Regions from separate parts of the Mus musculus genome. Here regions 1 and 2 are each linked to region 3. Evidence: chromatin loops called from intact Hi-C (ENCODE). Cell type or tissue: left cerebral cortex. All regions are shown on one strand. Each heading gives the region's core, and the rest is flanking DNA. Links, peaks and the distances in the headings are about the cores only.

Region 1 (5,000 bases), core at 1-5,000, 340 kb after region 3:
TTTGTTCTAAACTTGAAGCATTGTAGCAAAGGAATTACTTGTGACCAAGAGAATTCTGCTGACTTGCTCCCCATTCAGTTTTTGGGTCTTTATAGTGATTTCACAGTGAGGCAGAAAGGGCATGGGTGTAGAACCACATTTTACCCAATGGTACTGCCTTTCTATAAATAAATATACCTTAGCAAATACACACCAGAATGGGTGTTTACTGTCCATAATAATGAGGGCAGAGATTAGTAGCAAATACCAAAGGAGAGAGAGCATATGCTAGTGGGTAGGGCTATGCACTTTACTCATGATCCCCTGCCTCTAGAAATGGCCCCCTCTCAGATGCATCCTTCAAGGGACGTGTATGTGTACCACGTGTAGGGTCAAGGAATAGGAAGGATCCAGAGGAGGGTGAAGGAGAGGAGGCTATGAGGCAGTCTCCTATTGGCCATGGGCTATTTCCTACCATACTGCTAGCCCCCAAGAGCTGGGACCACTTATCACATGTTAAGGTACATAGTAACAAATGTTTGGAGAATAGAGAGACTAGGAAAAGCTATACAACAGATGGTTACATGGTTAAAGTGATTGATGGGCATCAGGGGCAGCTCCTAGATTAGCTTCTTCTGGCTTGGTCCAAGTCCTGCTGCTAGGTAGCCATATGGTTATCTGTTATAAGAAGATAACAGCATACTTTCTGCCTCACAGGGTTTTAGAGGCAGATCAAATAGAAATGATGAGTGCCTTGAGAAGCTAACAGCATCACATAAACAAAGCTGTGTCAGCTAAGGTATGATTCTGACGAAGGCATTTTCTTTTGGCTTTATCCAGTCTTCCCTTTCAAGCCCCGATATCTTTGACTCCCCAAGTCCCGAAGAAGATAAAGAGGAACACATTTCGCTTGCGCACAGAGGAATAGACGTGTCAAAGAAGACTTCCAAGACTGTTACCATATCCCAAGTGAGTGACCAGCCAGGGTGAAGTGTCCCTGCCCTTCCATGGGTGTACTAACAATGGGTTAGAAACCAAGCAAGACAGATAAACAGACAATGGGTATGGATGTTTGTCATTCTTTAGTGACAGTGATTACTGTAGTCATCACAATTCCTGAGACACGCCGGCGGTGGTGGCGTATGCCTTTTATCCCAGCACTTGGGAGGCAGAGGCAGGCGGACTTCTGAGTTCGAGGCCAGCCTGGTCTACCGAGTGAGTTCCCGGACAGCCAGGGCTATACAGAGAAACCCTGTCTCGAAAAAGAAAAAAAAAAGACAAAAACAAAAAACAGAATTCCTAAGACATGCTGCAGAGTCTCTGAGTTGTGCATACAGGTGTTTATTTTCTAGTTTCACTTATAGTCAGCGTTCTTCATCCTGTCACATTTATAAAAAAAAAAAGCCTTCAGACACCCCTGTCACCTGATCAACTTAAAAAGCTGTGGAGTATCTAGATAGACTACATTACATGTTGTGCTCTCTGCTCATAGGCCTTGTCTTTTATATTCAAAACTGGCAAAAAAATTATATATATGTATTTAATTTTATACTTACATTATCTCTTAAGGAAAAGTTGACTTGAATTCATGCTTTAGAGTAAATTTGGCCTCTAAAGCATTTTAATTTCACTCGGGGCCCAGGAAATGGTAAAGCTGATTTAAGTTGCTTGTTTCTGAGAAACAAAGAAAACATTGTTGTGCTAGCAAGCACCCACAGTCCCGCCTGCTCAGCAGGTTGAAGTGGGAGCAATCACTTGATTTGGGGAATTTGAGCCTAGATAGCATAGTAAATGAATAATCTCCATCTCAAGAAAGAAAGAGACGCAGAGAGACGTACACACGCAGGGAGACACAGGCAGAGACGCAGAGAGACACACGCAGAGACGCAGAGAGACACACGCAGAGAGACGTACACACGCAGGGATTAGAGGGTAGAGACAGAGACACCAAGGGAGAGAAGCGGGTGACCAGCAGAAGTGTGTCTCAGTGGAAGAATAGTTGCCTAGTGTGTGCAAGGCCCTGGGTGAGAGTCCCACCACAAAAGAGCATTGTTCAGCCAGTGCATGCAGCTTTGTAGAGGAAGCCTCTCCTGCGCGCTCAGATCTTCCTAGAAATAAATGACGACTTTTAAATTCCATCTTCTTCTAAGAAAATCGTCAGGTCGGATTGGGTTTTTTTTGGAATTTTAGCAACATTTTAATGTCTAGAAGCACAAAAACAGTAGTCATTTGAAGCAGTCATCAGCACAAAGAAATCAAAGGTTGGATGGGATTTTTCTCCTCATAGGTTTGAGTGTTTGCATTGCGGATTTTCTTGAAAATCTGATACAGTAAGCAGAACATGATCCTATAAAACAGATCAATTTTAATTACCCACAAAGCCAAGGCAGTCTTCCTTTTCAAAGGATTCTGTTTACTGAAATTGGATTCAGGCCAGTTTCATTGTTTAGTTTTCTGATGACCATAGGCATAACTTCAGTTTCCTGTTCTCTGTTATCTCAATGATGTCTCTACAGTGACACCTACTGGCTGATAGTGGCTTTTCAAGTTTCTGATCGGCACGGCTCTATTCCATTAGCCTATTTCAGTTCCCTGGAGTTGTCAGGCTGTATATTTCACTCCTTCAGGAAATTCCACGTGAACTAATTTGATCAAGGACTGTGGTGACCTAGACTGTGTGAGGGACTAAAAGCATACTTGTTAGCTGCAGTGGGCTAGTCCGAGAGCCCATCAGACAGAAAATGGTGAAAGAACTATTGATCTAAGAAGTATCCTGAAGCCTGTATTATGGGCGCTGGTGGCTCATGAGAGGTAAGAGAGGAAGGGAAACGGAAGAAGGAGCGAGTCCTGGAGTCTATAATATAAGCAGCAAAGAAAACAAGAGAAGAGCACAGATATTTGAGCTCCATCAGCCACAGTCACAGTGCTGGACTGAGGATCCAACTGGTAAAGGGGGAATTGAATGTCAGTTCGGCTGGTTATTAGTTCCAAGACTCAGGGAGTTTGCCCTATAGGCCTCAGTTTCCTGCTTCATACAGTGTGTGTGCAGGCTGATCAGTTTACTTTGCAAGCTGATGTCCATGGTGCAGCCACAGCTCTGTAACTGTCAGTTCTTTCCCCCACCCCCCATACTGTAACTCGGAGTAACAACAAAGCCCAGGCTGGCGGAGTACTCTCCCTGGCAGCAGACAGTGCTTTTCCTCAATGGTAACTTGGCAGAGAAAAGGCTAACAGCGAGACTAGGAACGATGGCCCATCTGCTTTTGGCACGCTCTGCCCAGTCTCTGCCTCTAGCACAGCCTGAATCTAGACTCTACCTCCTTGCTGCCGTGCCAGCTGAACCCCTTCTTGGCGCTTTCCCTGGGATGGCCGGCTGAGCGTCTGCTGCTGGAGGAAATCCCATGGTTGCTGGGCCAAGCTTCACCACCAGCCTCGGTCTCCACCCTCTCACCCACCTCCTCTGCTCCCAAAGTCCTAGCCCACTGCTTTGCCTTTTCCACACTCGCCTATCCACTCACTTTCCCTTGCTAGTGTTTCTTCTCTGGGCCTGCCAGGCACTTGTAGTCCCTCTCACCCAAGGCTGATTCCCAGCCTGTGTGTTCCTGTCTTCCTCACCACACCTCTCCATCAGGCCTTTCCCACCTCTCCATCTTCACCTGTCCATCTCCCCTAACATCTCACACAGCCCGGGGTCTCACTCATCGGTGAAAGCAAACAAAACCTTCTTCCCCTTCTATCTCCTCGTGAAGCTGCTGCATGCATTTGCACGCACGCTCCTCCATAGCCCTACCTCACCCACATCTGTGGAAAGAATCTTCAGTTTGCCAGCCATATCTCTCAGTGCCCATTCATCAACTGGTCTCTCATCTTTGGGTCACTGTCTCCATAGTTGTACTACCAAATGGGTTCTGTTTTCCTCTCAACCCCGCTGACACACTTATCCAGCCTTTCTTTTCCTCTGGGGATTTCCATCAGCTCAGCCCTTCCACTGCTCTTTCTTCATTCTTTCTCTCACTACTTCTCAATTGTCAAGAGCTCTCTCCCTTCTCTTCTTGCCTCATTGATTTATAACCCCCCAGCTTCTACCCTGGGCATCTTTGCCTCTCTCTGACCCACACCCATGACTTCCATTTCCTTTGGCCAATCTTATTATATGAGTTACTTGCTCTGCCTACTAGGTATACCCTCTCAGCTATCTCTCTGATTCCTAATATTCAAAACCAAAACAATTATCTGGGCCCTCCTCAATGAAAGGTACCACCTTTACTCATTTCTTCCCTCCCCTCCTATGTTTCTCTCTGTGTGTCTCTCTGTCTCTCTCGTTCCCTCTCTCTGTCTCTCTGTCTCTCTCCCTCTCCTCACCTCTCTCCCTAGTCTGTCCAGGCCTCATCTCCCTGACAGTGGGTAGTGTGATCTATGAAGGCAGGGATGCCATTAACCTTACCCAGTCACCACTGCAGTCCCAGGAGTGATACCTAATGGCCTTTGTTACCCACATCTCTCGCCATAGTCTTCATTCTAGACCACCACCTGTTTCTAGTGTGCATTGTGTCAGAGTCTCAGAAGCTCTATCTAGATCCAGGCCTGCCAACTCTCCAGCCTTTCTACCCCCACAGCAGCCATGAGCGGGGTGTGCAGCCATTTGAACCCGCCCCTTCTCTTCTCACTGCCAGCCTTACTTTCTCCTCCTCCCTTTATCTGATTCCCACTGTGTTTTCCTTCCTCGTCTCTAGGCCATTGTCTAGGCCCTCTCCTCCCCTCCTCCTTCGTCCACCTTCTTTTCTTCTATAGTCTTTTCCCTCTGAAAAGAGGGACCATTGGCTGCTTGCTTCTTCCATCCTGGAATGTGGTTGCTTGGGTGTGTTTCTGAGGCTCTCTATGCTTCCTCCCTCTTGTCCAGTCTTCCTCCTGTGCCACAGTGTATTGCTTGTCTGTCTCCACTGCCCCCAGTGAGTTCTAAGGACCTAAGTACCATGCAAATGTCTTGCTTACTTCAGGGTTTGTAGGGCCTGCCAAGCAGT
Region 2 (5,000 bases), core at 1-5,000, 290 kb after region 3:
GGTGTCTGCCTTTTGTGGTCCCTGTGGTAATGTCACACTACAACGTTTTTCAAAACCAGAAGATACTCTTTGTAGGTTTCTTAGAACCACAAATATATGGTGCCTGAGAGAGTAAGGAGTGTCAATGGTGATGTGAAGCATCCTCCCTCATCCTCTTAGTTCCCCGAATCCTTCCTTAGTGGTATCACACTGGATGGCTCTCCCCCTTGCCCTTATAGCATCACAGTACAAGATGGTACCTGGCTATGATTTCTGATCACTGAAATGTTTAGCCAGTTCATTTTTGTCCATCTCCCTCCTATAGTCAATCTTGGATGACAAAGAAAAGCCCACAAACTCTGAAACCAGTTCAGGGATGAATACTATTGATTGCATTGCTACTTCCATCACCTATGGAGGAGCAATGTGTGATAAAAAAAAAATAGTGATCCACTTAAAAAAAAACCCACATCCATTCCAATTTAGCACATGTAGTAAGGTATAACCACTGTATGAGAGATCTCACAAATGACCTTCCTTCCTCGGCATAAAAAGAGGCAAAACCGGGGGGGGGGGCGTGCTGGGGGGGGGGAACACTTGCCAGGCTGCAGTAGAATCTTGGTCTGCATTTAGTTGAAGGGTCCATACACCCCATCAGATTTAATTTTGAGTCTTCATGGTCACTCTTGTTGAACCAAAAAAACAATTGTTATTCAACTCATTAGATTTTTTTTATTGGATATTTTCTTTATTTACATTTCAAATGTTATCCCCTTTCCCGGTACCCCCCCCAAGCCCCCTATCCCATCCCCCTCCCCCTGCTTCTATGAGTGTGTCCCTCCACCCACCCACCCTCTCCCCCCTCCCCACCCTCCAGCCGATTAAATCTTAATTGCAAATGGGCTTCAGCTTAGGGGCACCATTGTGCTTGCTGGTTTCAGGCCATTTTTGCTGAACTGAGCTTTTCTACAAGGCTGTTGTAAATTTAGGAAGAGGGAAGCTGTGTTTCATTTGTTGGTCCGAGTTTTGTTTTGCTGATTGAATTTGCTTCAGTGTTTATTTAGAGGTGCCAAAAGAAAGCTGGTGTCTCTAGAGAGAGAATTGCTCTTTTTTTTTTGGAGAGGCCCCTTAAATTGTCCACGCTGTACATAGAAAACAATGTCTGTGGTCTGTCTGTGATACTACAGCTTGCCAACAGTTTCATGTGTAATTTTGATTGATTTTTTTTTTTCAGAGACCCAAGAAACCGCCACCTCCATCAGCTCCTGTCGTCAAACAAGGGGCAGGTAATGTACCTTTCAGGTCCAGCAAACAAAATGTTCGTCTTTCTTTTTGCACAAATTCAAATTTTCTTTGTTAAAATTCAAGATTTTTGGATCCACAGACTACTGGTTTTGGGGTTGTTGTGATTTGGTCTCAGCAGGCAGGTTTTAAATGAGCTGCTGTCTTTCCTAGACACAAATAAATGAAAGAACTCATATCACTAAAACGTGTCTCTGCTACAGTGCAGAAATTGGGGTTCTCACAGAGATTGGCCAGGAAGTACTAGAAAATGAACTGGGTCTTTTTTTGTTTGTTTGTTTGTTTTGCAAACAATCTGCTTTTGAGGAGCAAAGACTCAGTTATTGTCCTTACTGAGGTCGGTTTCCCATGGGATGGCGTCATTGTATATGAACAGAGAGTTGCTGGGGTTTCGCTGTCTTTCCTATGTGGTTAGCCAAAATTTGCACTTACTTCACTTCCAACAACAAGATGGTTTTTCTAGCCATAGATACTTTCCCTCTTGATTATTTTCTAGTCTTGAAAACAAAATCTAGTCCACTCATTCTGTGTAGTTTAGATATTAGGTATGAAAAGTATAGGAAGAAGTGATGTCCCTGCATGGTGGATTCTCATACAGAAAGATGATGGATGGTGCTTCCCAATGGAACACTGTTTTAGGATAGTCACACTTAATTGTGGAGAGAAATTCCTTTTGTGAATGACTATTTAAGTGGTTTGTTAACAAAGTGAGGAGGGAAAGGGACAAGAGAGGATCTAAAGACAATCAAACCACATGCCATACATGTATCAAAGTGTTACAATGACTTCTAACTAAGAAGTGATTGTTTTAAAAAAAATCAAAGTTTTTTAAGGGACTACAAAGAAGTGATGTCCCTGCATGGTGGATTCTCATACAGAAAGATGATGGATGGTGCTTCCCAATGGAACACTGTTTTAGGATAGTCACACTTAATTGTGGAGAGAAATTCCTTTTGTGAATGACTATTTAAGTGGTTTGTTAACAAAGTGAGGAGGGAAAGGGACAAGAGAGGATCTAAAGACAATCAAACCACATGCCATACATGTATCAAAGTGTTACAATGACTTCTAACTAAGAAGTGATTGTTTTAAAAAAAATCAAAGTTTTTTAAGGGACTACAAATTTAGAGGAAAAATCTATTTAAGATTACATTTCTTTCTTACTTATTGGGTACTAATTAAGAACTACAGAGATTAACATTGGGTATTAATTCTACCTCCTGTTCTACCTCAATTCCCACTAACATTGAACAGTTTCATTTTGCCACCTAGTGGCTCTGGCTATATAAATATTTTATTGTGCTAAGATTAAAATAGACTAGTCGTGTGTTTTTTCTCTGAAGACCCTTTTCTCTAGAGGCCTTAGTAATAAGTCAGAGCCCAAGGCATCCAACTGAGCAGTTTAAGAATTGGGTAGCCTAGAATAAAGTAAGACCAGGTTCTTAGAGATAGTAGAATTGTCTTTAGAAATGAGACTTTATGGTAGGTGGTAGACAAATTCTTTTGAAATAATTTTATCGTATTTGCAATGAATCTCTCCTGGGTAATGCATAACAGCATTTTGTCTTCTTGCTCTTTTATCTTGAAGTATCTTGAGAATTGCTTTGTAATGAGGAAATACATAGATATTCATATTCCTATTGTGATAGGATATATTACCAATGTCCTTTTACCAAAAGAACCCAGGCATGTAAATGATATAAATCAGAAACAGTGTTTAATGTATAGTGTCGTTAAAGGTTGTGTCATATGAAGTATGTGTTCAATGAAATTTTAATTTTTTTTAATCTCTTGGGGCCTCATAATACTGATTTCAATGCCTAACACCCACTCATGGGGCCAGTCAGGTGGCCAGTCAGGTACTCATTCAAGTCTATCAGAGAGTACTTTGGACTGTTTTGTGCTGTAGCTAGTTCCCAGTGCTCTTGTATGCCTGAGGCCAATAGCAAAGATGAGGCCCTCAGGTGAGGGAGCAGTGGCAGGCCATAAGAGCAAAGGAGAAATTTAAAGTGGTGTATGGGGAAATAGGTAATACTTAAAGAATGCAGGCACAGAGAAAGGATTTAGGGAAAACCACTGCAACAAATCTGCATATTCATCAAAATTATATTCTAGATATTTCTGGTGTATGGGAAGCTACTCCAAATTTTGTGGTATAAAATAACGATCTTTAGAGAGCCATAGATTCTGTGGGCTAAGAATGTGAGTAGCGCATGACCAGAATGGTTAGTTTCTATTCCATCAGGCCTGGGGCAGTGGTTTGGAAAGCTGAACTAGCTGATGCTGGTGTATCCACCTAAGAGATGGCTGCCTCATTCGCGTGTTTTGCTACCTATGTTAGGAGTGACTGGGAGACTGGGCTTAGCTGGGGCTGAAGGCCAGAGTATGTTTGCATGGCTTCTCTGAGGTAGTTGACCTCTTATATGGATGTCCAATATTCCAGCAAATAAAGTGTAAGCTAAATGGCCTCATAATGTAACCTTGGAAATAGGGTGGAATTATTTCAACTACTGGTCCAAACATTTGCAAGGCTGGCCCCATTCCAGCCAAGGGAATATACACAATGCAAGGTCTATCCAACAATTCCTGGCTATATACTTAGTTTATAACAAGAGAGAGTCTAGATCCTTATGAAACCTGTTGTTATTTATAAGATATAATAAGCTTGTTATGATTCCTTATTTATATGTTTTGATGAGTAAATTATTTCTATACATTCTGCATGCCTACTTCATCATAGTCTTTGACTTTTAATGTCCAGGCAAAGAGTGTTTAAATATTTAAAAAGAGTTATGGTGTTTTATTAATTAAATATTTATAGGCATGCAAATTCTTCTTAAAGACACAGTTTCTCTCTATATACATATATCTATGTCTATATCTGTCTATATATTCCCTATTTGGCCTAGAACTTGTAGTGATCCTGCCTTGTCCTCCCAAGTGCCAAATATATAGGCACGTACCATGGCACCTGCCTATGCAAGCCAATTTCATGACATAGACTAGAAATGAGTTCTGCTATGTTTCTGAACAATTAAGAACTGCATAACACCAGCAACCCTCTCATGGGGGAAAAAATCTATTGCCTTTGCTATACTTGATAAATATTTAAATGCGGATGTGTCAACTAAATAAATTCAGAAAACATTTTCTGATTGCAATTAGCTTTTACCTCCTAGGTACCACAGAGAGAAAACATGAAATTAAAAAAATACCTCCTGAAAGACCAGAAACCCTTCCAAACAGAACAGAAGAGAAAGGTATGAGATCAGTTCTTCACTGGCACCTCTTGAGCAGCAAGCTGTGAAGCCGTCATGGCGCTAATCCCGATTACCCACACAGTTTGCCTTTTCTTTGGAATATGGTGACTACGGGTTTGTTTTGATTGCTTCCAAACATCTCACTTTGAAAGAAATGTGATCGGTTGTGTGGCACTTTCACAGGGACAGAGTTTTTCATCAAATCAAAACCAACCAGCCCAGTCATTGAACATATTAGGGCTTTTCCATGATGTGTCTACTATTGCCATCTTGCCTGTACCCCAAAGTTGGTGGTTTGTAAGTTCATCAAGGGTCCTGCACATATCTGATGCTTTCTATCTAATCCCTCCACTTTTCTCAGTATCTTGTGGGGAGGGGTTCGTGTACCATTGATAGGTGGTCTTGACTTGCTGAAATTACCATTCAGACAAATGAAAGCCCTCATCTTTGGTCACTGCT
Region 3 (6,254 bases), core at 1,255-6,254:
TGTGACTATCCTTCTGCCTAAGTCTCTCTAGAGTGCTGTGATTATAGGTATGAACTGTAATGACTGGCCTATCTTAGAATTCTAGTGATGCTCCCCCCATCTTTATGTTTTTTTTTTCATTTATTGGAATCTCTCTGTAAGGATGACTTCTTACCTTCTTGTTAATGCCTTTTCTTTTTTAAAATAAAGATTTCATTATTTTTATTTATATGTATGTGTGTGTACCCTAGTGTATGTATGTAAACCGTATGTAAGCAAGTACCCATGGAGGCCAGAAGGCATCAGATCCCCTGAAACCAGAGTGAGAGGTGATTGTGAGCCACATGATATGGGTACTAGGAACCGAACCTGGGTCATCTGGAAGGGTGACAGACACACTTAAGCGCAACCATCTCTCCAACACCTGAATTATTTTCTGTGTAATTTGAGCTGTTTCAGCTTTGGCCTTTAGGACACCTTTCATTATTTTTCTTAAGCTTGTCTTTACTTTCTGGCACCATGAGATTTGTGCTCCATAAAGCTCACCAAAAGTACTCTATAATGACTGTCTTTTGTAAAGCACTCAGTATGCAATTTATATTAATGTAAAGATGGTATTAAAGGTTATCAAAGCAAAGTATCATTCATTACATGTAAATTACGGATGTCAAGCCTAAGCCCAGGGAGAGAGCAAGTATGACAGGTTGTAAGTGCTGGAGAAGCCAAGGCTCAAGTGCCTTCAATTATTATCCCAATTGTTGCTACCACTGAGCAACACAGTGGTGCCTTTCTAATCATGTGATGCCATGTTAATGGGACAAGTCAGATACTTTTCAATTTCCAAACCCATTATCTATTCTGGTAGAAATGGGAGTTCAGTGGGACAAAGCTGTGGTATTAAATACAATTGTATTTCTCTAGAAATATTCATGAAATGAATTAACATAATTCGGGTTATGTTTGAAATCCTGCATTATCTATTCTGTTTAGAAGATCCACTTGTAGGAAGGAGGCAGGATGCGGAATTACACTTGTACTCATGTCAGCGGCTGGACTGGAATCTTGACGTTCACTTTTCTTGTGCTGGTCAGCAAGAGCTTCTCAAAGAAAGATGAAAGGACAATAGGAATGATTCAGGAGAACGGAGCAATAAGTGGGAAAAGGAATGTTCATTCGTAATTTAGAGAAACCAAAGATGAAAAATTCTCAAGTTTTGAATAGTATCGACAATTGGTTGACTTAAGACATTAAAGGCAGGACATGCCTCAAGAAAAAAAAATAAGTCTTATTATCAGTCTTTATTTTGTGAGAAAATGCAGAGTTTGTCATTGCAGGAAGTCCATTCAGACTGTGGAATAGGGGTGAGAGGTCTTCAGATCAAGAAAGAGAAGTTAGGCTGGATTGCAACTCAGTTGTCTGGCACTCACACACTCATTGGGTCCAAGGCCCAGCACCACAAAAACAAAGCATCCTTGAGGTAGACTGCAATGAGCATTATATTGGCAAACTGGACCTGTGCTCACTGAGGAGCTGGCTCTGGAATTGGGGCTGCCCCCTGCCCCCACTTCATACCCAAGCATGTTTATTTCAAAGCATCACCCGAGAACATTTTCTAGGGTTGGGCTGCTTCCCCTAACTCTGTCTCAGGAGTGAGACTACAGGAAAACAGCCCAAGAGTAAAACCACTGTGTCCTTGGGACCAGCTAGAAGCTGAACCATTTCCATCAGAGGTCATCACCATTGTTTATCCCATGATATAAAAGTGCCAGCTATGGGAAAAAGATGCCAGGACTCTAGCTGATTCCCTCCACTTCCTGAGTCAGTTTCTGCTAGAAATAGGTTGTATGTACCTGATTTGATGATGTTCCGCTATCTATCTCTTGCTATCCATTCCTTTACTTTGGCTTGCTATATACTTACTAGAGTCAACAAACAGAAAGTATAGCTATCATAGATCCTTTTCTGGACCATACAAAACACAGACCAAGACTCAAAACTTCAAGGGACCTATCTTTATCCTTGCGAGATTGGCAAAGCAATTCAATTTGAAGACTAAGATTGAGACTAATGTTAAGCAGAGAAAGCAAGCTCGTTCTCTCTAGAGTCCCTTGCGGGATGTGGAATTGGCTTCACTGGACTTTGTGATGTATAGGTAAGTCTGGCTGATTTCTTCAACAGTGTTCAATGACTTCATTTCTTTAAAAAAACATTATTTGTATGAGTTTTACCTGGGTATGCCCTACCTTTGTGTAGTGCCCACAGAAATCAAAATAGGGCATCAGATCCCCTGGAACTGGAGTTACAAGTGGTTGTGAGCCACCATGAGGTTGTTGGGAATTGAACTTGGTTCTTCATCATTTTGACTCATCACTCTGAGAATACAAGGGTCAGCAACCACAAATCTTCAGCACCCATGTGCCAAGCTACCATAAATCTAGCTCAGCTATTTCCTTATGGAGCACATGCCTAACCATTTTTTTTGGGGGGGGGGGGTCTGAATGTCTTTGAGAGAGAATTAGAATGGTCTAATAATCTGGAGCTTAGCCAAGACAGCCACTTTCAGAATTTCAGACACAGTTCTTGTTGCGTTGAGGGGAGAATGTTCTACTAACAGCGGGTTAAGTTAGGCTCTGAGTCTCAGTGTTTGTCAACTACAGGGTCATAAGGTTTCATTGTCTTAATAAGAATGTGGATGCGTCAAGGCACGTAACAAGCAGGGCCACTGTAGGGATGAGCCTTCTGTATCTTGATTCGTCTAGGTTGCTGTGACACACATGACCAGTGTCTAGAGAAGGATGCTGCTGTTACTCTTCTTTTTAAAGCCCTGCCTGCAAGTCTCTCCTCTTCCCTCCCCCTTACTCATCAGGATCATCCTGTGTCCCAGGCTAGCCTTTAAGCCAGAACTCATTAACAGCACCATCTTCTATGCCTCAGCCTTATGACTGAAATACCCCCTCCACCCTCCAACATATTTCTACAGAAATTTTAGGCTTTGACCCAATATACAAATAATGCTGCATTATTATTATTCACCGGGTACGCAAGGCAGATCTCCATTGGGCATGGGGTCAGCTTTTATTTGTCACCTCTGGGTTCACTAGTCCCCAGCCTCCATTTGCAGGGGACAATGATCTAATTTCTCTCTTGTCTCACTTTCCCTGTTGCCTATTTTGTCTCCAGTCTAGCTCACTATCTCTTCCTACCACCAGATGGTGGAAAGTGGAAAGGAAACAACAGACTGCTCAATGAATGCGGTCGCAGGCAAGTCTCTTTGGCTGAAAGGTGTGGTGGAGAATAGACTCCAAAAAAGAAGCTCGTTGAGTTGCCCAGGAATTCCTATGGATTTCTATTTTCATTTTAGTGTCCACTTAAAATTGTTGTCTATCCGGGTTTGAGGCTCAATAGAGCACAGTGATGCCTGATGGAGAACCAGCCAATCTTTGTCTCTGGACCTAGAAACATTCCTAGGCAGCAGAGCCCCACACCTTGTCCGGGTACCACTGGGTCAGGTGTAAGGAGGGTCTAATCCTGGGAGGGGCGGTGGCCAGCAGCGGACCTGCTCAGCAGCCTGACTGCGCCCTTCTCATTGGGCACCTCTAGCCCAGTACCACCTCCTACGCTCCAAACTCGCACCTGGTCTGCCAGTACTCCAAAGCCACAGCCAAAGGCCCCTTCCTCCCACAGCCCCCTGCTAGCAGCCTTCTTCCTCTATGTCCCCCCCCGCAGGGAAGGGGTGTCACCTGTTAATAACAGCAGGTGTCCCGCTCTTCACCTGCCACCGGCTTCCCCTCCCCCAGCCCTCCTTTCTCGGGGTTCTGCCTTCGATCCACCTTTTCCACGTGCCCCACAACTCCGACGCCCCCACCCCCACGGACCCCCTAAATCTCCTCCAGTCTCGAGGAGTCTCGCGGCATTTCCCGGGGCGTGAGCCGAGCCTAGGCGGATAGGGGGCGACCCTCTGCGGAGCTCCAGCCGGGACAGAGCCAGAGGTGAGGGGGGCGGCCGAGCCCCGCAGACAGAGGACGAGCCCCAGAGTCGGGCTGGACACTGCTCGGGCCCCGCCCCTCGACCCCGCCCCCGCCTGGCGGCCGCGCCTCTCGGGCGGGCGGAGCCGCTGAGCTTCGCCGCGGCGGGGAGGAGGGGAGAGCAGGCTCCGAGGCGGCTGCAGGGCACTGGGCTGGGCGGTGCTTTTTTTCTTTTCTTTTCTTTTCTTTCTTTCTTTTTTTTTCTTCTTCTTCTTCTTTTTTTTTTTTTTTCGCAATTTCCACTCGCAGAGAGCAGGAAACCCGGAGCAGCCGGGTGCAGTGGGGCCGCGATGCAGCAGCAGCAGCAGCAGGAGTCGCCCCAGGGTAGCAGCGGCAGCAGCAGCAGAGGCAGTAGCGGGCGGCGCTGAGCTGCCACCACCGCCGCTGAGGACGAAGCCGGCCCAGCAGCAGCCGCGTCCCGACGCTCGCGCCCCCGATCCCTGCGCCGCGACCTCGGCGCTCCGAACCCAACGCCCGGTTCCGCCAACTTTCACGCTGCTTCGGCGGCTCGGCTCGTCTTGGCGCCAATGGGTGAGTGCAGGGGCCGTTCGAACCTTCAGCCCATCTGTGTGTAGGGGTCGACTGGCGCGCCCATCCCGGGACCGCGGACCCGGGGAGGGCGCCCTGGAGCAGGGCCGGGAGAGTGACATCGCGCAGAGCGCCCTCCCTCGCCTTGCGCACCCCCATTCACTCTCACTTGCTTTAGTGTCCCTGCGGAGCCCGCGCGCGGCACGGACTGGAACCCGAGGGGGCCTGAGCAGAGAATCGCGGGGGCTAGCTCCGGGGCTGCTTGGGTTGAGGGAGTCAGGGGGTGTGGTTGGCTTCTTCGGGTGGGCGGGGAGAGTTTTGTCTTTGCCATTCTCCCACCCAAGTGCACCCTCCCTGGCGCTGTGGACCCGGGTACCAGGATTTGGTGGGCTCTGGCCCTGTACAGGGCTCTTGGGCCAGCCTGAGAAGAGCCTTGAAGGTCGGGGTCTCTGGGAGAGGGTTAGACTGTCTTTACTGCCTGATGATGCCGGTGGTGGGAGGTTAGGAAACGCCCCAGTACCGGGCATGGCGGGCTGTCCCAGGGTCCTGAGCTCTTCATGCGTTCCCCACTTGTGCCTCCACCTCTCACTCTGTCTTCCCCCACGCCGAACCCCTCTCCACTCTGTTACACTCAAAGGCTACTTCCTATATCCTCCTCTCAGTCTGCAGGGCCAGGAACTGGAAATGGTGATCCAGTTTTTGATGCACCTAGCAAGCATAATTTCCATGTAGGCAGCTAACCTTAGCTCTTCAGGATCCTTTTTATTATAGACCTGACAGTGTGGAAACCACCTTACTGCCCAGGGGAACTGGCACTTTACTGAGCAAAGGACTTGTGACTGTCTGGTCTCTAGTAAACGTTTGCTTTATCTAGGTACTAGCCTTGCTCATTGGTCAGCCTTTGCTTGTTATGCCTCTAGCATATGATTTTTGGGGTGTTTCTAGGCCAAGCATAGCAGTTTGCACATTATAATGAATCGTTATAAAGTGAGACTTTTTGTATGCAGGTAATAGGATCTTACACTAGCCAGCAAGAAATAGGCAGGAGTCAAAGGGTGCTAACCCAGTAAGTTGTTCATTAGTGAAGTTCAATTCCCTTTTGTGATTGTTTACCAAAATGTCTTTCCCTTTGTCAAAGTGGTAGTGACTGGGTGGCCTCTCAGCTTAAGTGCCCTTTTCTGATGATCACAGCACTCTAGGTCTAAATGAGTTCCTTTATCGTATGACATTTTTTTTCCACATCAGAATGACATATTCCAGTGTGTTTAACATTTATCTCCTCTACCCGAGGCTCAGTGACCGTTGGGACAGCATTGTGTTGTATGGTACTGCTCAGAATGGTTTTTCTTCCATGCCTGGTGTAGAATCGGCTCAGAATCAATATCGAATAGATGGGTGGATGGCATGAAACTCCGTGGAAGACACAACACTTAATTCATACTCTTGCTTTGCCTTGATGAAGATGACTTAGCCCATTGGCAAAAGAAAATACTTTAAAACCCTTGTGGAAAATGGTCATTGTGGAAATGCAGCGATTTCTTCTGAGGTGATAAGGAATGTTTTGGGGATCACTTTTCCTTTGGGGTGGATTACTGAAAGAGTTCTGCACAAAAAGAAGTCGCTGGTCTGCATAGGCAGGCTGTGCTTTGTTGATCTCAATGGGAAGAGGATGGAGGCTCCTTTAAGAAGCAGCAGACCTGTTTATCATTGAGATCTAAACTG

The links. A loop is a pair of places that touch in the nucleus more often than their neighbours do. Peaks named below come from ENCODE experiments on the same cell type or tissue, not always from the same donor. Only the 100,000 strongest peaks of a DNase experiment are listed, where the experiment ranks them.
Region 1: a loop joins it to region 3, with 10 times the contacts of the local background. A loop is called at or near these places in 31 of 42 quality-filtered maps.
Region 2: a loop joins it to region 3, with 8 times the contacts of the local background. A loop is called at or near these places in 15 of 42 quality-filtered maps.

What each region holds. Positions count from the first base shown.
Region 1 is chrX:159,960,946-159,965,945 of GRCm38, forward strand. Sh3kbp1 (SH3-domain kinase binding protein 1) reads left to right here. Exons shown (of 18, transcript NM_001135727.2): 15 at 820-948. Among named protein-coding and RNA genes, the nearest start is that of Map3k15, 25 kb to the right of the region's middle. In left cerebral cortex, for the core only: a CTCF peak has its summit at 2,519 (motif pointing left); DNase peaks (open chromatin) are centred at 2,509 and 3,264.
Region 2 is chrX:159,912,776-159,917,775 of GRCm38, forward strand. Sh3kbp1 (SH3-domain kinase binding protein 1) reads left to right here. Exons shown (of 18, transcript NM_001135727.2): 10 at 1,214-1,265; 11 at 4,461-4,541. Among named protein-coding and RNA genes, the nearest start is that of Map3k15, 73 kb to the right of the region's middle. In left cerebral cortex, for the core only: a CTCF peak has its summit at 2,534 (motif pointing left); no DNase peak of the experiment used is centred there.
Region 3 is chrX:159,623,157-159,629,410 of GRCm38, forward strand. It overlaps Sh3kbp1 (SH3-domain kinase binding protein 1), which reads left to right and starts at 4,116. Exons shown (of 18, transcript NM_001135727.2): 1 at 4,116-4,535. The coding sequence starts at 4,532. In left cerebral cortex, for the core only: CTCF peaks have their summits at 3,187 (motif pointing right) and 4,314; DNase peaks (open chromatin) are centred at 3,230, 3,652, 4,179, 4,661 and 2 more places; H3K4me3 peaks cover 2,827 bases; H3K27ac peaks cover 1,205 bases.